2 separate regions of the Mus musculus genome follow, and region 1 is linked to region 2. The links are chromatin loops, found by intact Hi-C in ENCODE. Cell type or tissue: heart. All regions are shown on one strand. Links, peaks and the distances in the headings refer to the core of each region. The heading gives the core; the rest is flanking DNA.

Evidence for each region. Peaks named below come from ENCODE experiments on the same cell type or tissue, not always from the same donor. Only the 100,000 strongest peaks of a DNase experiment are listed, where the experiment ranks them.
Region 1: a loop joins it to region 2, with 9 times the contacts of the local background. A loop is called at or near these places in 4 of 42 quality-filtered maps.

The regions. Positions count from the first base shown.
Region 1 is chr12:113,040,128-113,048,873 of GRCm38, forward strand. Pacs2 (phosphofurin acidic cluster sorting protein 2) reads left to right here. Exons shown (of 24, transcript NM_001081170.1): 2 at 4,099-4,186; 3 at 5,351-5,440; 4 at 6,902-7,027. Among named protein-coding and RNA genes, the nearest start is that of Pacs2, 30 kb to the left of the region's middle. In heart, for the core only: a CTCF peak has its summit at 5,408 (motif pointing left); no DNase peak of the experiment used is centred there; H3K27ac peaks cover 329 bases.
Region 2 is chr12:112,951,346-112,960,091 of GRCm38, forward strand. Gm26583 (a long non-coding RNA gene) reads right to left here and starts at 2,944. Exons shown (of 2, transcript XR_381995.2): 1 at 1-2,944. Brf1 (BRF1, RNA polymerase III transcription initiation factor 90 kDa subunit) reads right to left here. Exons shown (of 18, transcript NM_028193.3): 18 at 8,517-8,746. In heart, for the core only: CTCF peaks have their summits at 4,680 (motif pointing right) and 7,129 (motif pointing left); DNase peaks (open chromatin) are centred at 1,286, 4,676 and 7,145; H3K27ac peaks cover 2,590 bases.

The sequences.
Region 1 (8,746 bases), core at 516-8,515, 89 kb after region 2:
ACATCACCAGTGACTAATGATGTCGGGAACCTTGCTGTACCAAGTCACCTGTCTTTCCAGGCAAAGGAGCTGTTCAAACACTTCACTCACTTTTTTATTGTTTTGGTTTTAATTTGTATTTTATGGGTTACAGGTGTTTTGTCTATATGTATCTCAGTGCACCACATGTATTCCTTGTGCCCAAGGATGCCTACAGAGGGTATCAGAGCCCCTGGAGTCAAAAGCTTTTTTTTTTTTTTTTTTTTTGAGACCACTTTCTCACTGATCCTGGAGTATACCAGTTGTCTTAGACTGCCTGGCTACAGAACCTGAGATTCTCCTCTGCCTCTGCAGTGTGACATTTTACTTGGAGGCTGGGGATGGAACTCAGGTGCATGGCAAGTTCTTAGCCAACAGATCCAGCTCTCCATCCCCAAAGCCTGTCTGTAACAGTGGTTTTGCAGAGGAAAGTTGCTCACTATGTAGCCTTGGCTGGCCTGGAACTCATTCTGTAGACCAGGCTGGGCTCAGAATCCCAGGGATCTGCCTGCCTTTGCCTCCAGAGTGCTGGGGTTAAAGGTGTTAGCTACCATTCCAGCCAAAGTGTTAAATTGTGATGGAGTCAGATTTATCAGTCCTTTGTCTGACTGTTCGTCTCTGCTTCCCTTTCTGTGGGCAGCACATTGGATGCAGCTTTTGTCGTCAGGGTGAGAAAGCTAGACTCTATTTTCCTTTCTTCAGTTGTTCTGGATATTCTAGTGCCCACGCATATGAGAGGTAAAGTCGGTGTGTTGATTTTGACAGAACCACACAACCCTTCTTGTGATTTCACTAGAATAGTACTAAATGGATAAACCAGTTTGGGGAGAACTGATGTGCAGCCCGTAGCCTGGCTCTCCACTTCCTTCTGTTGTTGAGCTTGTTCACCAGCATGCAGAGCTTCCTTGAAAATCGTATTTGCTTGTTATTATTTGTGTGTTTGTGTAGATGTTGGGGCGGGTGCATGAGTGTGGGTCAGAGGACAGTTTTGTGAGGTTAGTCAGCTTCTCACTTTTTATGTGGGTTCCAGGGCTCAGACTCTGGCTGCCAGGCTTGTGCAGTGAGTGACTTCACTTGCCAGCCCAGCGTTTGGAGTTTCTAGCATGCATTTACTTTAGATATATTTTCTCTATTTGGAGATAATATGAGTGAATGTTTTTTGAACACTTGACTTCCATTTGTTTACTGGGAACAGTGTGTGGTTCATAATCACTTTTTATAGGTATCCTGGCCAGTGGGAACTTGTCCTGACCCTTCCTGCGTTCCTTAGGTTTCTCTGTGCACAATCCTGGAGTCTGTAGACAATGGCGGTTTGCGTCTCCCTTTCCTGACCTCATGTCTTTGGTTGCCTTGCTTTGCCTGTCGACCCAGGCAGGCAGGACAGGGCCGTGTGAGACACGGGCAAGGACAGTCAAGGCAGCCCACATCCTGTCTTCAGGGAAGCAAGTCTCTGCTACTCCCGTGACAGGTGCAGACTGGGAGATCCCTTCTCTTCCCGACTCACTGAGAGGTCTAGCATGAATATCAGAACTGCCTCTGGAGCTTCTGCAGACTACCACATTCCTCCTGCACAGTCCAAGAGGCTCCACGCATCTCCAGTTGTTGCCATAGCAACCTCACTTGATGCCAGCTTTCCGTGTCAGTTGACTTCTGGCACGATAGCAAACAGTCAAAGAATCGACTTAGAGGACTCAGAGTTAGAGAGATTGCTTTCAGTCTGCGGCACAGTGGGACATCATGATGGCAACATGGGTGTAATGAGACTACAGGCCTGACAGTCAGCACAGCCAAAACCTAGGAAGAGTCTGGCTCCCACAGTCCTCTACTGGGTCCTCCTCCTAAAGGGCATGTCCTCCACTAGGTCCCACAGTCCCTAATGGCATGTCTTCCACTGGGTCCCACAGTTCCTCTTTTTTTTTTTTTTTTTTTTTTTTCGAGACAGGGTTTCTCTGTGTAGCCCTGGCTGTCCTGGAACTCACTCTGTAGAGAGACCAGGCTGGCCTCGAACTCAGAAACCCACCTGTCTCTGCCTCCCAAGTGCTGGGATTAAAGGCGTGCGCCACCACCGCCCAGCCCACAGTTCCTCTTAAGGGTGTGTCTTCCACTGGGCCCTCTTCCTAAAGCTTCTACTACCCATAGGCACTAAGCCTTTAATACTTCTACTACCCATTTAATACTTCTACTACCCATAGGTACTAAGCCTTTAATACTTGGTCTCTTGAGAAAACTGAACCAAATTGAGGGTACAGATGGGTTTTTTCTCATTTAGCTTATTGATATGGTAAGTTAAAATGATTTTCAAATGCTGAACCAGTATTTCATCCCTGGAACATCCCCCATTGGCTGTGTATATTAATATCTTTATGTCTTGCTAGATTTAGCTTGCAAATACCTGTGGAAGGACTTTACATCTGTATTCATGACATCGGCCTGTAGTGTGCTTTCCCTGGCCTCTTCTTCTCATCTCTGTCCTGCTCCTCATCTTGTATCTTTTTTAATAAGGTCTGGCTGAGTAGCCCAGGCTGGCCCAGGTCATCTTATCTCAGCCTCCCGAGTGCTGGTACTGTGGGTGAGTGCCAGCCACCACACCCAGCTTTTGTGGTTTCTTTATGGTGCTGTTTTTTTTGTCTGTGTTGATAGAAAGGCAATGCTAATCTCATAAGTGGAGGCAGTCCTTTCTCTTCTGCTTTCTGGAAGGTTATGTGGATATGTTTGTTTTTCCCTCTGCCCTGAATTAGGGATGTAGTCCTGTGTGTCAGACATGGTCAGCAAGCAGTACTCTTGCCTCTGGATTAGCTGGATTTTCTTCTTCAGAACATTTGGGCTTCACTGACTTTACTTAATAGATAGTACTGTTCTGTTACCAGTTTCAGCTTGGTAGGCTTTGGAGATTGGGGGCTGTAAGTTGTTACATTTTATCTGCTTGAGGAGTAGGTATCGGAGATCTCTAGTTCTCTCTTTTATTCCCAATAAAGAGAATTTTCTTTTTTCTTTTTTTAATCTTTGTTTGGCTGACGGTTTTGGAATTTTCTCAATCTTTGCAAAAGAGTAACATCTGGTTTTTATTTTCCCTATTTCAAGTTGTTTCTGAGTATCTCTATTGTCTCCTTATGCTTTGTTGGTGTTCAGTTTGCACTCTCCCTCTTCTGGTTTCTTATTGTTTTATGCAGCTTATCCTGTTCAGTGGGAATCTTTCGACTGAAACACTAATGCCTGCACAGATCCTGACATACTGTCTTCACATTGTTTCCATTCCGGAGGCTTTCTAGTTTCCTTTGAGATACTCTGTTTCTGCAGGTCCATTTCCTAGGTAACTGTGTCTTCTACTTGTTGTGGCTTCTCAGTAGCCACCTCTCATCTGTGGCTTCATTCCCATACTTCTTCAAGTTCTGCTCGGGTATGAAAACATTACACAGAAATCTCCAGAAAGAGACAGCTTGCAAGTTTTCAGGTACACCAGCTATCCCAGAGAGTGAGAGAAGTCCCTTGGCTTCTCAGAGTTGTACGCACAGCCCTACTGGTTACCCTGGAGGCTAATCAGAAACTGCCCATAAGTAGGCAAAGCTTGTCTCCATGTACCTCAAAGGCTTTAGAGCAGAATATCGAGCTGAGTTCATGTCTGCTTCGTGGAGGTGGCAGCATGGGATAGGGGCAGCCAGGCCTGGGTGGGAGGATGTCTTCCTATAGCTACAAGCTATACTGCTGCGTTAGTGCAGGCACTCTGGCCTTTGGAAGCCTCTTGTTCTTGAATCTCACATGATTGGCTTTCCGATGTTTCTTCTCTGGTGTTTCCATCTAGTCCCTCCTAGTTGGTGCCTCTCCTAGGGACACCCAAGTGTAGCTGTGGTGTCCTTGCCTCTCCTAGGGACACCCAAGTGTAGCTGTGGAGTCCTTGCCTCTCCTGGGGACACCAAGTGTAGCTGTGGAGTCCTTGCCTCTCCTAGGGACACCAAGTGTAGCTGTGGAGTCCTTGCCTCTCCTGGGGACACCAAGTGTGGCTGTGGAGTCTTTGCAGCTCTCTAGGCAGCTGGGCAGTGTACCTAGGACGTCTGCTGCAAGTCTGAGCCCTGTGTCTTGCAGGTTGTGTAGCCTGACCCTGAAGAAGCTGGCAGTGCTCCGGGAACTGGAAAAAGAACTCCTGTCCGTGGTGATTGCCGTCAAGATGCAGGTAACCCTCACTGCACACACACAAGTGTGGCCAGCCTCACTTCTCACTCGGTCCCTGAACCCTCACCACTGAGCCACCTACCCAGGGCTTTTGCTCATGCCTGTCCCAGGTAATAGGCTTGAGTAGTAACAAGAAGAGACAGGACATGGGGCTCTCTGGACTAGAACCTGCCCCAGTGTTTTGCTGTTCTTTGGAGAGCCTGTGACTGGATGAGCTTGGATCCCACCCTTCTGGGCAGAGCATCCCTGGCCCTCCAGATGTGTCTGCTAGCCCTTTGGGCTGCCTCTGTTGTGTTGGGGACTGGCAGGTTACAGGTTGACTCTCAGGGGACAGGATGTGGATTTTGACTCCTGGCTGCTCAGATGTAGCTCAGGGTGACCCTCTGTGCATGGGTGGCACATGCAGGGCAAGTGGCAGGCAGCCCCACACAAGGCCTGTGTGTGCCTGGGTAAAGGGGGCAACTGTTTATTACCTTACTCCTCACCCTCTGTCAGGGAGTATGTGGGTCCTGCTGAGGTAACCTATTTTTGACACCCGCCCCCCATACTGCCTATGGTATTGGACACACCCCAGACCTGTTGTAATAGTGTGCTTAGCACTTCGCCTGTCATTCAGGGTCTCCTCTGCCACACAGAACCCTCCATCTATGCAGGACCCTCCTATTTTGCCCTGAGATGTGTGGTTGGAGTTCAAGGAGGCCTGGCTTCTGTTTATGGTTGGAGGTGCTGTGGATTCTTGGCATCTAAGCAGGCAGGCAAGTCTCCACCAGCTTGGCTTTGTGCCAGACTGTGCCCTGTATCACCTGCGCAGTTTGAATCTATTGTAAACATCTTGTGCTCTTCCTGTCCCTGTGGCAGTGTCTTTTTTTAAATGGCATACTCTGTTGACCCCACACACCCATACCTGTGCACTGGCCTTCAGAGGCCATCGGTGGGCTGTGCTGTGCTGTGCTGTGCTGTGGTGACTGTTCCTCTGGCAGGAGCTGCTCTTGGTCTTCCACTTCTGTTTCTTGGGTAGAACCTTTTGGTGGAATCAGGTTTTAATCCTGCTCCTGCTTCCCTACCCAGTGAGGCCTTTGTCATGCTAGTTCAGAGTGCTGGTGTGAGGATGCTCTCTGCTGGTTTGCTTTAATATGCTCTAGACTAGAAGGCTGTTTCCTTCCAGGGTTCCAAGCGTGTCTTGAGATCACATGAGATTGTGTTGCCTCCTAGTGGACAAGTGGAAACTGACCTGGCTCTGACCTTCTCTCTCCAGGTAAGTGGGATACCTGGATAGTGAGGATTTGAGAAAGTCAGTGCTTTGGATAGTAAACTCTCCTTCCCATGGTGCCCAGGGTGATGGGCACACTTTGTTCAATACCCTGGAGATGGTGGACTCATTTCCTCCCAAGTGCCCTGAGTGACAGGTGTGCCCTGAGTACCCTGGGTGCTGGATGCCTTGTCAGAGCCACCTGTACTCTTTCTTACTTGGATCTCCTCTTGATCAAGAGTTATTATTAAACAATTAGAAAATACTGATATACTTTCTCCCCCTCTCATAATAAAGAAAACGGAATGATGAGGTCTCTGTTAGTTGTTTCATTGCTGGGACAAAATACCTGGTAAGAAGCACACTTCAGGGAGGAGGGCTTATATTGGCTCACAGTTTGAGGTAGAGTTCATTATGGTGGAAAAGTTGAGGCTGCAGGAGTTAGGCAGCTGGTCACATGGCATCCGCAGACGGGAAGCAGAGAGCACTGATTGCTGAAACTCGGCTTACCTCCTCCTCCAGCCTGGGGCCAGTGGAGTTTCCCACATCTGAGGTGGGTCTTTCCACCTCAGTTAACGCAGTCTTGACGATCCCACACAGGTGTGTTCCAAGGACAACCTAATCTAGGCAATCCTAACTGGAGCACCTCAGAGCCTGTCTCCTAGGTAATCCTAGATCCTTCCAGGTGACAAGCAAGGTTAAGCATCACATTGACAAACATATCAAGACAGGGTTGCTTTATTCTCTTGTTTAGCAAAGATTGGCAAGACTGTGTGGAAACAGTGTGTTAAGTTCAGAGTCCTTGTGGAGGAGGAAGCCTGCCAGCCCAGAGCATCTGGTTCTGGGCTTTGTGTACCACTGTGGGGGATCCAGTTTATGGAAGTGTAATGTACCAGTTTACACACCTGTGTCAAGTACGTGGCCCCAGTGACTTCTGAGAAGTGTGTTGATGAACAGCCTGCTTGGACACTAGAGGTTAACCCTGCTTCCAGAACTTACCCCAGGCTCTGGTTGTGAGCTCTAAGGACCCCATGGGAACTGTTTCCTCTGAGTGAAGCCCCTGTCACAAGTGCAAGTTCTAAGCATGTGCCGCTGTAGCAGATGGGACAATGTTGCTTGGTAGCCTAAGCAAGCAGTGCACAGGGTCATCCACAGAAGGCCCAGCTCCTCCCACATAGAGAAGACGATCAGAAACTTAGGGCCATGTTGTATATTGAGAAGGTGCCAGGCTGTCTTCAGATGTCACATGATAACTCATCCCAAGCAGTGCAGCAGATATGTTCCTCTAGTGTAGAAGTGGATCCCCTGATCTAAACAGAGGGCAGCCTCACAATGTTGCAGATTCTTGAGGGTAGGTTGACCCTGGAAGGTCTCAGCCGTGTTAGCAGGCGCTCCTCGGGGATGTTGTTGATCCTGCCGTCAGCAGCCAGGCTGCAGCAGGCGTCAGGAAGCTTCTTGTGCCCACAGTACCCCCACTTCCTGAAGCGGGAAGGCAACAAGCTGCAGATCATGCTACAGCGCAGGAAGCGGTACAAGAACAGGACGATCCTGGGCTACAAAACGCTGGCCGCGGGCTCCATCAACATGGCTGAGGTAGGCTTCCGGGCCGGTGTCAGGGCTCCAGAACACGATGAATTTATGCATCTGATAGACCATCCTCCAAGTCATCAGAGCACCCACAAGTTTGGGCTCCACTGTGGCATCACTCTGTGGATACTTCCCTGTCCCCAGTCCTATGCTACAAAGTGTGCTGCTCCAGTACTGTAACCATCTGTACCCCACTTCCCAGAAGAGTGCTTGGAGCTGCCTTTCCTGGACTCCTTCCTTACACGGGTTCTCCCTGGATGTCCCCTTAGTCTTTGCTCTGCCCCAGTAGCTCAGACGAGCACATGAGCCATGCCAGTAGAAAGACCTCAGAAGGGCAGAGAGCCAAAAGCTCCCATATCTCCTGGAAGCCATGCTGCTCTGCAGAGACTGAGGAGACAGGATGGTCTCCTAGGCAGGTGATGCCTCTGGGCTGAACAGCTGACCCTCATTGATACAGGAATGACTTTGGGAGAAGAGGCAGCTCAGCACTGGCCACTTTGTCCCTAAGTTATAGAGCTTTCCTCTTTTGGAGTTCCAGTTCGTGTCTGGGACAAGTATGCAGCTGTGTTGGTGGCCACCTGAGGCTGGAAGGTTGGCTGCAAGCCAGGATATGACACCGTCCTCAGCGTGAGCTACCCAAGGATTCGGGGCTACTCAGTGCCTCGTCAGCCACTGTGCGTTCAGGTCTCTCCATCCTGGCCTAAGCACTCAAGCCTGCCACATCCCGTCTCTTGGAACTTCCCTTGCCTTCCTGGCCTAAGGCTTTCCCTCTGATTCTATAGGCAGTTGCTGGAGTGACCATACCCAAAGTACATCTGCTACAGCACCTATGGTTTAAAGACTGCACGCTTCCTGTGCCCCGTCACTCCTAAGGTTCCCTCACTCAGTGTCTGTAGTTCCCAAAGGCCACTTTTCACACCTCCTAGGACCCTGCTCTACTCTTTACCCTCTTAAGCTTCCTTAACTTTGAAAATGAAAAAGGCTGTGAGGAGTAGAGAGGAGGAGGCGCCACAGAGTGACTTGGCTTTAGCTCCTCCTGTGTCACTCAGTGTCACCAGCTTCTGCTGGGCCAGAGGGTTTCCGAGTGCTGAACTGCTGAGCTATTGAAGCAGGAACTGCTGCTGTCCAGGATTGTGCCTAGCTGGCCAGTCCCAATCCAAGATGTTTCCAGAAGCCCAGCTGCAGCCCAGGGAGCCAAAGAGAGCATGAAGAAAAGGGCTGGCAGCAAAGCAGGGTTGAGAGCGGCACAAGCCTTTGCCAGGGCCTTGTCTGTGCGTCTGCCTGGGACCCTGCCTGGACCAGAAGGCTCTTTTGAGGTGAAGCAGCTGGTACAGCGTATGCTTCTGTCCAGGCAGGACCAGGCCCTGAGTTACCTGTGGCTCCATGTCAGGATGTTCCAGAGAGCAGTAGTCTGCTGAGGTCAGAGCAGGCGTTCAGGCCTGTCTTTAGCACGTCCTTTTTGTTCCCTACCCTCCCAGTAGAGGAAGCCGGAGAGCATGTTTTTCTAGGTAAAGAGACTCCACCTTATCCTGGTTCACACGTGCATGCACACATGCACACGCACACATACCATGCCTACACTGCACTCCCCCATCTTACCCAAGCCTGGGTGTCCCTCAACTCCTGTGGTCACATACCGGTGCTGCAGAGGTCAGCTTCCTAATGGATACTTGTTTTTGAGCTTCTGTTCGCACTTAGATCTGAGGCTACCTTAGGGAGGTGACA
Region 2 (8,746 bases), core at 316-8,315:
AGAGATGGCAGCTGTGGGGGCAAAGGCTATAAATGTGGGGAAACGGGGACAGATCTCCATTCCTGGATGGAATGAGATGGCTAATTTGGAGTCTTGGCAGACCCCAGGCAGACGGGACAGAGATGGGGCTGCTTCCCTTGGCAATGCCCAGCTCGCAGCATTTCCTGCTTCCCCTCCACTAGCAAGCAGTCCCTCCCCTAACAAGTTCGGGCCCACTGGCTGCTTTACTCCTCCACAAAAAAAAAAAAAAAAAAAAAAAAAAAAAAGAGAGAGAGCATGATGCAGTGGACACAGGGACCCTCAGAGTCTGCTGAGACCTGAGAAGGCTCTAACTCAGCTCTAGTGGAAGGAAGCAAGAAACGTGTCCTGACCACCAGATGCAGAGAAAAGATGCTGCTGCAGCAGCAGCAGCAGGAGACTGGGGCCAAGGAGGAGGCAGTGCTGGGGGGAAAGGGCAACACACAGGAATGGCACAAGGATGTTGGAGTGCTAGGGGGTGTAATGAGACACTCTTAGCCCACCTGCTCTACTTTTTGTATTGTTTGAAGCCATTATGTTGGCAGCCCTGGGAGGCGGCTTCCCCAGCCTTGTGGTGACCACCTGCCTCGGAGCCCCAGAAGCTGGGTGGGAGTGACTTTAAGATATGGTGCCTGGAAGACAGTGCTGGATGTTTGGCCCTGGTGATGCAAGGATCAGGCTAAGTAATCCCTCTGTGGCTCTGTCAGTGGGCAGACTGGGTAGTGCTGAGAAAGGAAGGGCTGAACTCATTGGGCAGTACTGAGAGGCTGGCATAGACAGGACTTTTGGGTGGGGTTCAGTAGACATCATCTGGAGTCACAGCAAAGACTGGGTTACTGTGCCCTTCCAGTGAGTGACCCATCTCCTGGGTACCTGTGCGGTCCTGATGTAGCCTGGTTAGTTTGATACACCTGTCACACTCTTCTTTGCCTCCTTGGCCCAGCATTAGCCACTTCAACACTGCCCCTGATTAGGACCCTTCTCCTGGCAGCTGTTTGAGATACCTTGCACCTACTGGCTCCTCTCTTGTCACACTATTCAAAGGTCCAGCGAGACAAGTCATAGAACAAAATGTGTCCTATTTTGTGAGACAGCCAGGCCAGGCTGTAGACACCTGGATCTGTAAAAGCAGATGCCCACAGGTCTCCTGGCCCTACTACTCAGTCTGCAGGAAGTGGGAAGCCCTTGGCTTCCAACCCTGCCCTTTATCAGCCTTCATGGCTTCCTGCCATAAAAGTGGCCGGCTCCCCCACCTTGGCGCCAGGACGTCGGGTCAGTGGTGACTCACCCGTTGCCCAGCATGAGGACGCCTTGGCCCCATGTCCTCCTGCCTACCTTCACAGCACGTGTGCCTGGCCACTAGGTCTCACAACAGACTGGCTTCTCTAAGGCCCTCAAGGCAGGGTACACCTCTGCTTCTGGGCCGTGAGCTTACCTCCACTGGTCTGTCCCACTCTACCCACAGAGACCCTTGCCATTCCTTGTCATGGGGTCCTGCCCACACCCCACTACACCCTACAGCTCCATCAGCCTTACCTTCACGTGCTCTCTTCTGCCTCCTGAATCCCAAGTATGAGACCTGTCTCTTCTGGGTAAGACTTTTGTGCCCTGTTTTGGCCTGGCTCTAGGAAGATGTCCCAGTGTAACTCCTACATAACTCCCACTCTAGGGCCTCAGGATGTCTCTCCCAGCCCTTTCCACTCTGAGCGCTCCCATTCCCTGGGCTTATCTCTGAGCATTAGTGGACTGTTAACAGTAGCCCAAGGTATGCTGCTCCTGGCAGACTGCCCCTCCTCCTTCACTGAGGTGCACCCTTTGCTTAGCATAGCTCAGTATTGTAAGATTGTGTGTAAAAATGGGAGCTGGAGTTGGGGAGGAGAGGCCCTTGGCCCCAACATCCAGAAGGCTGGTGGCAAACTGGGGAAAGACAGGATGTTTGAGTGGGCTTTTTGTCTACAGGGGAAAGAAACTTGCTCTCCTTTGCAGAGGCCTTGTGTTCACCACAAAGTTCCTTATTTATACGAGCTGCAAACCAGCTCTTAGGGCTTCCTGCCTCTGCCTGCTGAGCCAGTGGAGAAGGTGTGATGGTTGCTAACTTGACACAACCAGTCACCTAGGAAGAAGCAATGTTAACTGAGGAATTGTCCCCACGTTTGGCCTGTGGGTATGTCTACATGGCATCTTCTTGCTGTTTGATGTGGGAGGGCACAGCTCACTGCAGGCCATGCCATCTGGGAAAGCTGTGCTGGGCTATCTAAGGAAGCAAGCTGAGCAAGCCTTGGAGAGCAGGATGGTGAGCAGCGGTCCTCCACGGTTCCTGCCCTGATTTCCTTCAATGATGGACTGTGACCAGGATGTGTAAGCCAAAAGAACCTTTTTCTTCCCCCCAAGGTGGGTTTGCTCAGCATTTTAAAATCACAGCAACAGGCTGGAGAGATGGCTCAAGGTTGAGAGCACTTGCTCTTGCAGAGTGAGCCAGATTCACTCCCCTGAACCCACACGATGGTTCACAGCGACCTGCAATTCTTGTTCTAGGGATCGGATACCCTCTTCTGATCTTTGCAAGCACTGAGTATGCATGTGGTACACATTCATGTGTGCAGGCAAAACATTCACATAAAATAAATCTAAAACTTAAAAAAGTCCAAAGAAAGCAAAGCACGATGGAAGGGGTGTAACACCTGTGTCCCGTCTGGCCTGAATATGGCTGTGTACAGCCTGAGCTTGTGACAATGCTCACTCCAAGTTCTCATTCTGAGTCACTGTCAATGAGCTGGTAAAGTTTGCACATTTGCCAGGAACATCCCCAGAAGCCCCCATGGGCTGGTAAGCCTGATTCCACCTCATCATCCTAGATATTTATTTTATTTATTTACTTTCAAGATGGTTTTTCCGTGTAGCCTTGGCTGTTCTGGAACTTGCTGTGTAGACCAGGCTGGTCTTGAACTCATAAGATCCATCTGCCTCTGCCTCCCAAGTGCTGGAATTAGAGGCACGGGCCTCCATCACCCAGACATCCTGGATCTTTCTGTTCAGAGAACCCTGTCCACCTTGTAAGCCCCTAAACATAACTGTACTAGAACCCATTTCTCCACATCTCTATGAGCCCCTGTCCAGATCCTTACTTGGAAGCAGCCCTTGCCTTCTCCACCCCACACCGAGCTTGTGGAGGGCACCTCCCAGCTCTCCAGCCCATTCTGTTATTCCCAGAGGAAGGCTGGCATGCTACTCTACCAAGTTGCTGCCTGGCTGTCTAGCACAGCCTCACTTCTACTGTGCTGGGAACAGGAGGTCTATCTGCCCTCAGCTCACCAAGTTTAACTTGGCCTTCTCTCCAGACTTCAACCTTGGACTAAGCTGGGGCCTCTGGGCCTGCCAGGCCTCCACCTAAGCAGCAGGGCTAGCATGGGCGCTCAGCTTTGCTGCCCAGGTGCCTCTGCTAACACCCTCTCTATTCTGCCGCCTTCGAGTTGGGCTGGGGCACAAGGTGCATTATGCACTAAAGCTCCTGGAGATGCTTGGAGTTCCTCTTTGCTCCTCCCCGGCCAGGGTCAGCAGGAAGGAGAGTATGGCAGGATGAGGCTCAGGACAAGCTGGATCCAAGGTCAAGTTGAGGATTTAAAAAGTGGGTGATGGTTGAGACGGGTCTCACCAGTTTGGGGCCACTGCTCTCATGGGTCTTAGCCAGGCCCATTGTTTGGGGACAATAGTTCCCCTGAGCTAGGTTCCTCTCCCAACAGGAAAACCATAAAGTCTGCCCATTAACACTGCCCACGGCCACTTTGAAGGCCTGGGGAGGCTTCAGGTGCCAAGTGTAGCCCCACCCATTGCCAACCTGCTCCAGCTCAGGCACCCTAGGGATGTCAGTCAGCCCTTCAGGCTCAGGGTACGGACACAGGCTCTGACCACCAAGGAGACATGGCCTACCTCACTAGGTAGAGCTCAGGAACATGTTGGGGGCTTAGCCCCCTATCCAAGAATCCTTCCTAAAACCCACAATGGGCTGGAGATCCTTATCTGCAGAGCTTACTCTCCACTGAATGGAGACACCCCCCCCCCAACCATTGTACCTAAAGCTGACTTGATACCTCAATGTCCCCTAAGAGGCAAGGGTACTTTTTGCAGAGTGGCTGAGTCCTGTGACAGGGTAGAGATAAGGGTTAGAGAACTGGGTCTCAACCTTCCCCATGCTGCAACCCTTTAATACAATTTCTCATGTTGTGGTGACCCCCAGACAGACATTATAGTCATTGATACTACATAGTTGTAACTTTGTAATTATGTAAATTTTATAATTATGAATCATGAATATCTGTATTTGCCGATGGTCTCAGGTGACCCTTGTGAAAGGGTCGTCTCACCCCCAAAGTTCTGTCCACAGGTTGAAAACCACTGTGTTGGAGGGTGCTGACTGTAGGGCAACAACCTGAGGACAAAAAAAAGCCTTGAACATGTGTTGTTGCTCTGGGAGCTGTGTGCTAGCTCATATCTTCGCCAGTCCTCCCACTAAGCTTGGCTGGTTCGGGGTACCCCCTATTTATGGGACTGCAGGGTAGGGGTGAGGCAGTGATGGGGCCAGTCTGCTGCACTGCCCAAGCAGTGACCGCACCCTTGATCTGTGCTGACTGTTAAGAGTGAAGGGCCTTCAGAAAGTAGTACTGCACACAGCCACCAGAGGGTGCAAGCCCAGGCTTGTGGCCAATCACATCAATTCACTGCAAATAACTGATGTATCAGTAAGTCCTGTACCTCTGAGGTTCAGTGCCAGGGTCTGCCTTCTTCATTTCACTGTGCCTTCCCCATTTCTGCCTAGCTGTCACCCCCACGCCCACCCCACCCCCAGTGTTTAGTGGTCCAGGGCAGTATAAGCTAAAAAAAGCTTGTTAGCTGTGGGCTCTGGTCTGACTCACAAAGCAATGGTACTGAATATTAAACTCCATCTAGGCCTAGACCACCAGGGGAGGCTCAAGCAGCTACTGTTTTAAGTGTACACTCTCATGAGTGACTAGATTCCTGCTCGCTTGCCTCCGGGATAAGGCACACCACCTTATAGGTCATATGAAAACCCCAGCACTGACAGGGATAAGCAGGTTTCTAGGAACTTGGGAGCACGCTACCTCCTCTAGGGTGCTCCCAGGCAGGGCTATACAGGGCTTTTTTGAGTTAGCCTGTTTGTTGCCCATGGATGGGCCCCTGCACCCTTGGAGGATGCAGATGCGGGTGCAGAGGGCCACACAAGCTTCAGGAGGTGCAGAGAATAGGACAGGAAGGAAGCCCCAACAGGTGAAAGTGGGGGCACCCTCAACAGACAGCACCATAGCCATATGCAACACTAACCTGTATTGTGTACGTATGTCACCTGGGTACAGCCACCCCTCACTCTGGGGTGCGTGCGGAGGCTTCCTTGGTGCCTCCCACCCCAGCAGTCACTGAAATGGGCTAGACTGGGTGGGGAAAAGCCAAGCAGGTGTTTTGTCCCAGCGAGCACAAAGTTTCTTCTGTGCCCAAGAGAGGCCCAAGATTTGGGTTACACCCTAAGACTTGGGCTAAGGAAGTCAGACACTCCCCGCTACACTGACTTAGGTAGGATTCTGGCATAGGCCCAGAGGAGGGGGCTGTGGGGCTGCAGGGTTGGGGGCCTACAGCAAATTAAGGTTATAGCAATCCATAGGGTTTAGGGGCTGATGGATCTCTTCACTAAAGTCAAGGTCTTCCAGGGGCTGGCCCAGGCTTGGCTCACTAGACTGGAAGGACTCCCAAGAAACCACCCTAGACCCAGTTCCAGCTACTGCCTAAAAGTCCATTGTCCACAGCTCCTGAGTTGGCCTTGGAAAAGGGAAAGAGAGAAAGAGGGAGTCCATTGGTTTTAGATTGGGACCCTGTCTGGTGTGCACACTTGAGCACCCAGAGCTCTACTGCTCTATGCTGAGAAGAGAGCAATTAGAACCCAGGCTATCCATCATGCAGGAAGCAATCTCCATGAGGTACCAAACAGTCTCCCTTTACTTAACTCCTGCTCTACACCTCTTAGAAGGGAGGCCAGAGAGAAATTCTGGGTCTAACAGGTATCCTAAGATGCACGTACCCCACTACTCCACTTCCTCACTAACACCATTGAGGCCCTGCTTCCCTGGTCTCTGGAGTTTCTTGTAGGGTACCTACCATCTAGAGGTATTACAGAGGCAAAGATATATCCAGCTAGATCCATGCCCATTCCATGTATTCTCTCACACTGTCAAGGTGTATCCATCCCCTGGTCCTAGACAGGTATCTGGGCAAAGGATGTGGCCAAACCTCAGTCTCCACCTTCTAACTATGTATAAAAGGAGTGCCCCAACCCCACCCCACACAGGGCTTGTTCCACTCCTGCTCAGTAGTGTACAGAGGACAAAGCACCTGATCAGAGAACCCAGGTCCAGGGCAGGCTGGACAGGCTTCTCAATGGGTACAATAGCTCAGGAGGGAACAGCTCCAAGTGGGAACAGTGCCTCACAGCCTTGCACGGCTGCAACTTCTCATTCTGTGGCCCAGTTCCCTCTAAAGACAGAAACACGCTCTGCCAAGCCTCACATGTCTAGGTTTACAGGAACCTTGCTGACTGCTACTGTATTGCCCCAGTGATCCTCAGTTTGCAGAGGATGGTGGCAACCATGAAGTACTAGGTTCCTCAGTTTAGGGGGCTGGCAAGACACTTGGATAGTGTACCATACATGTAGTGTCCCCTGCACCTCCCTCCTCCTGGCAGGAAGACAGAAGGCAGAGGAGGCTGGGAGATATAAGCTATCCTGTCTGCTCAGCACTCAAGTGTGCATACCACACAGAGTCTCAGTCTAGAATCCAGGATCCAATGGATTCCCTCATTTCCTAATTCCCTCTTCTAAGGTCCAGTGTGGTAAGGACTAGTTTTTCCCAGGAGGCTATCTGAGGCACTGCTCTGCACTCTGAGAAGACCCCAGGCAGGAGGATTCTGTTGTGATAACCCCAGTCAGAAAAAGCAGGCAGAGATGGACTAATTGCATGCACAGTGGGGTCATCCAGACCCAGTGCTCCTTGAGCTTCACACTAGTGCTGCTCATAGACACACACAAGGCTATGACCTCAGCTCAGAAGCATCCTGCCCATTTCACGGCTGCCCCCTACTGGGCCCTTCCTCCTCAACACCCGGCTCTCCCCAACCCAGGTCCCACATTTCAGGACACACACACACACACACACACACACACACACACACACACACACTTTGCTACTCACCTATCTCCTACGGACTGTCCTCACTCAGCACTGTCCACCTCCCTACACCCCTGTGTTCTAACTCTATCCGTGGTAGTGAGCAACTCATCTAACTACCTTACAAGAGCGCTCCAGCCTTCCCGGCCCTTGCTCCATTTTCCAGACCTTTCCTCCTGCTGGCTCCTGGGCAGACAAGGCACAGCTGGGGAGCAGGCCTCCTCCCACTTCTCCTCCCAGGGCACTTGGTTCTTTTTCCTGAGCTCCCACCTCCCACCCCTCACCCTGTACTCTCTCCATGCCACAGGCAAGTCCTGCTGTATAAAAACGTACAAACATACTAAAACTGTTCTCCCCTACCACAGTTGTGATCTCACTTCTGGGAAGGGCCTTTGAGCCTGGTTCCATATCCCCATACACAATCCCAAAGCATCGTGCAGTCTTTCCGTCACAATCACTTCCTACCTGTCTGACCATCCACTCATCTGCAGCCGCCACAACTCACCACCTCAGGCCTGGCCCCCACAACTCACCACCTCAGGCCTGGCCCCCACAACTCACCACCTCAGGCCTGGCCCCCACAACTCACCACCTCAGGCCTGGCCCCACAACTCACCACCTCAGGCCTGGCCCCCACAACTCACCACCTCAGGCCTGGCCCCCACAACTCACCACCTCAGGCCTGGCCCCCACAACTCACCACCTCAGGCCTGGCCCCCACAACTCACCACCTCAGGCCTGGCCCCCACAACTCACCACCTCAGGCCTGGCCCCACCTCCTGATCTGAAAGCCAAGTGGTCTGCATGCAAGGCTGCATCCAGGGAAGGGAGGCCGGAGTTAACTGCACCGAGGGCACTCTGTAGACCTTCTCGTGAAGAGGCCCAGGAGACAGCTTGCAGGCTTCTTGGCAGAGGGTTCTGTGCAGGAGGACTAAAGGTTCATTCTAACTGATGGGGCAGGGCCAGAACTCCACACAGACTGTGCTAGACATCAACAGGAAGCTGCACACAGGTGTACATGGCCTGCTGGTCTCACTTCCTGGGTGCTGCTGATAAACCTCACTAAGACGCTACTGGGTAGCCACAAGGACTCGTCCTAAGCAGGAGGCTGAGGCCTAAGATGCTCCGGGCAGTTCAAGACAATGAATGGACACCGGGAACGGTAGGAAGCATCCTGCCTGCAGGAAGCTGATGTGAAGTTAAAGGCACAGACCCCAGACTATGGTTGCCTAGTATAGAGAAATAACTGCCACATGTCTCTTGCTTAATACCTCTCTCCAGGATGGGAAGGACAGGGCAGAGAACACTGGCAGCAGGCTAAGCTGGCTGGACTTCTTGACTGAAGCCCTTGTGCTTCAATTTCCTAACGACAGGAGGACACAGTGCCTGCCTGGGGATTGCTGGTAAACAGTCACTAGCAGGCCAGGCCACGAAGTGGGATCCAGACCCAGCTACTCTCTGACCATGTTTCATTACACATAAACACACAGCTAGTTTCCCT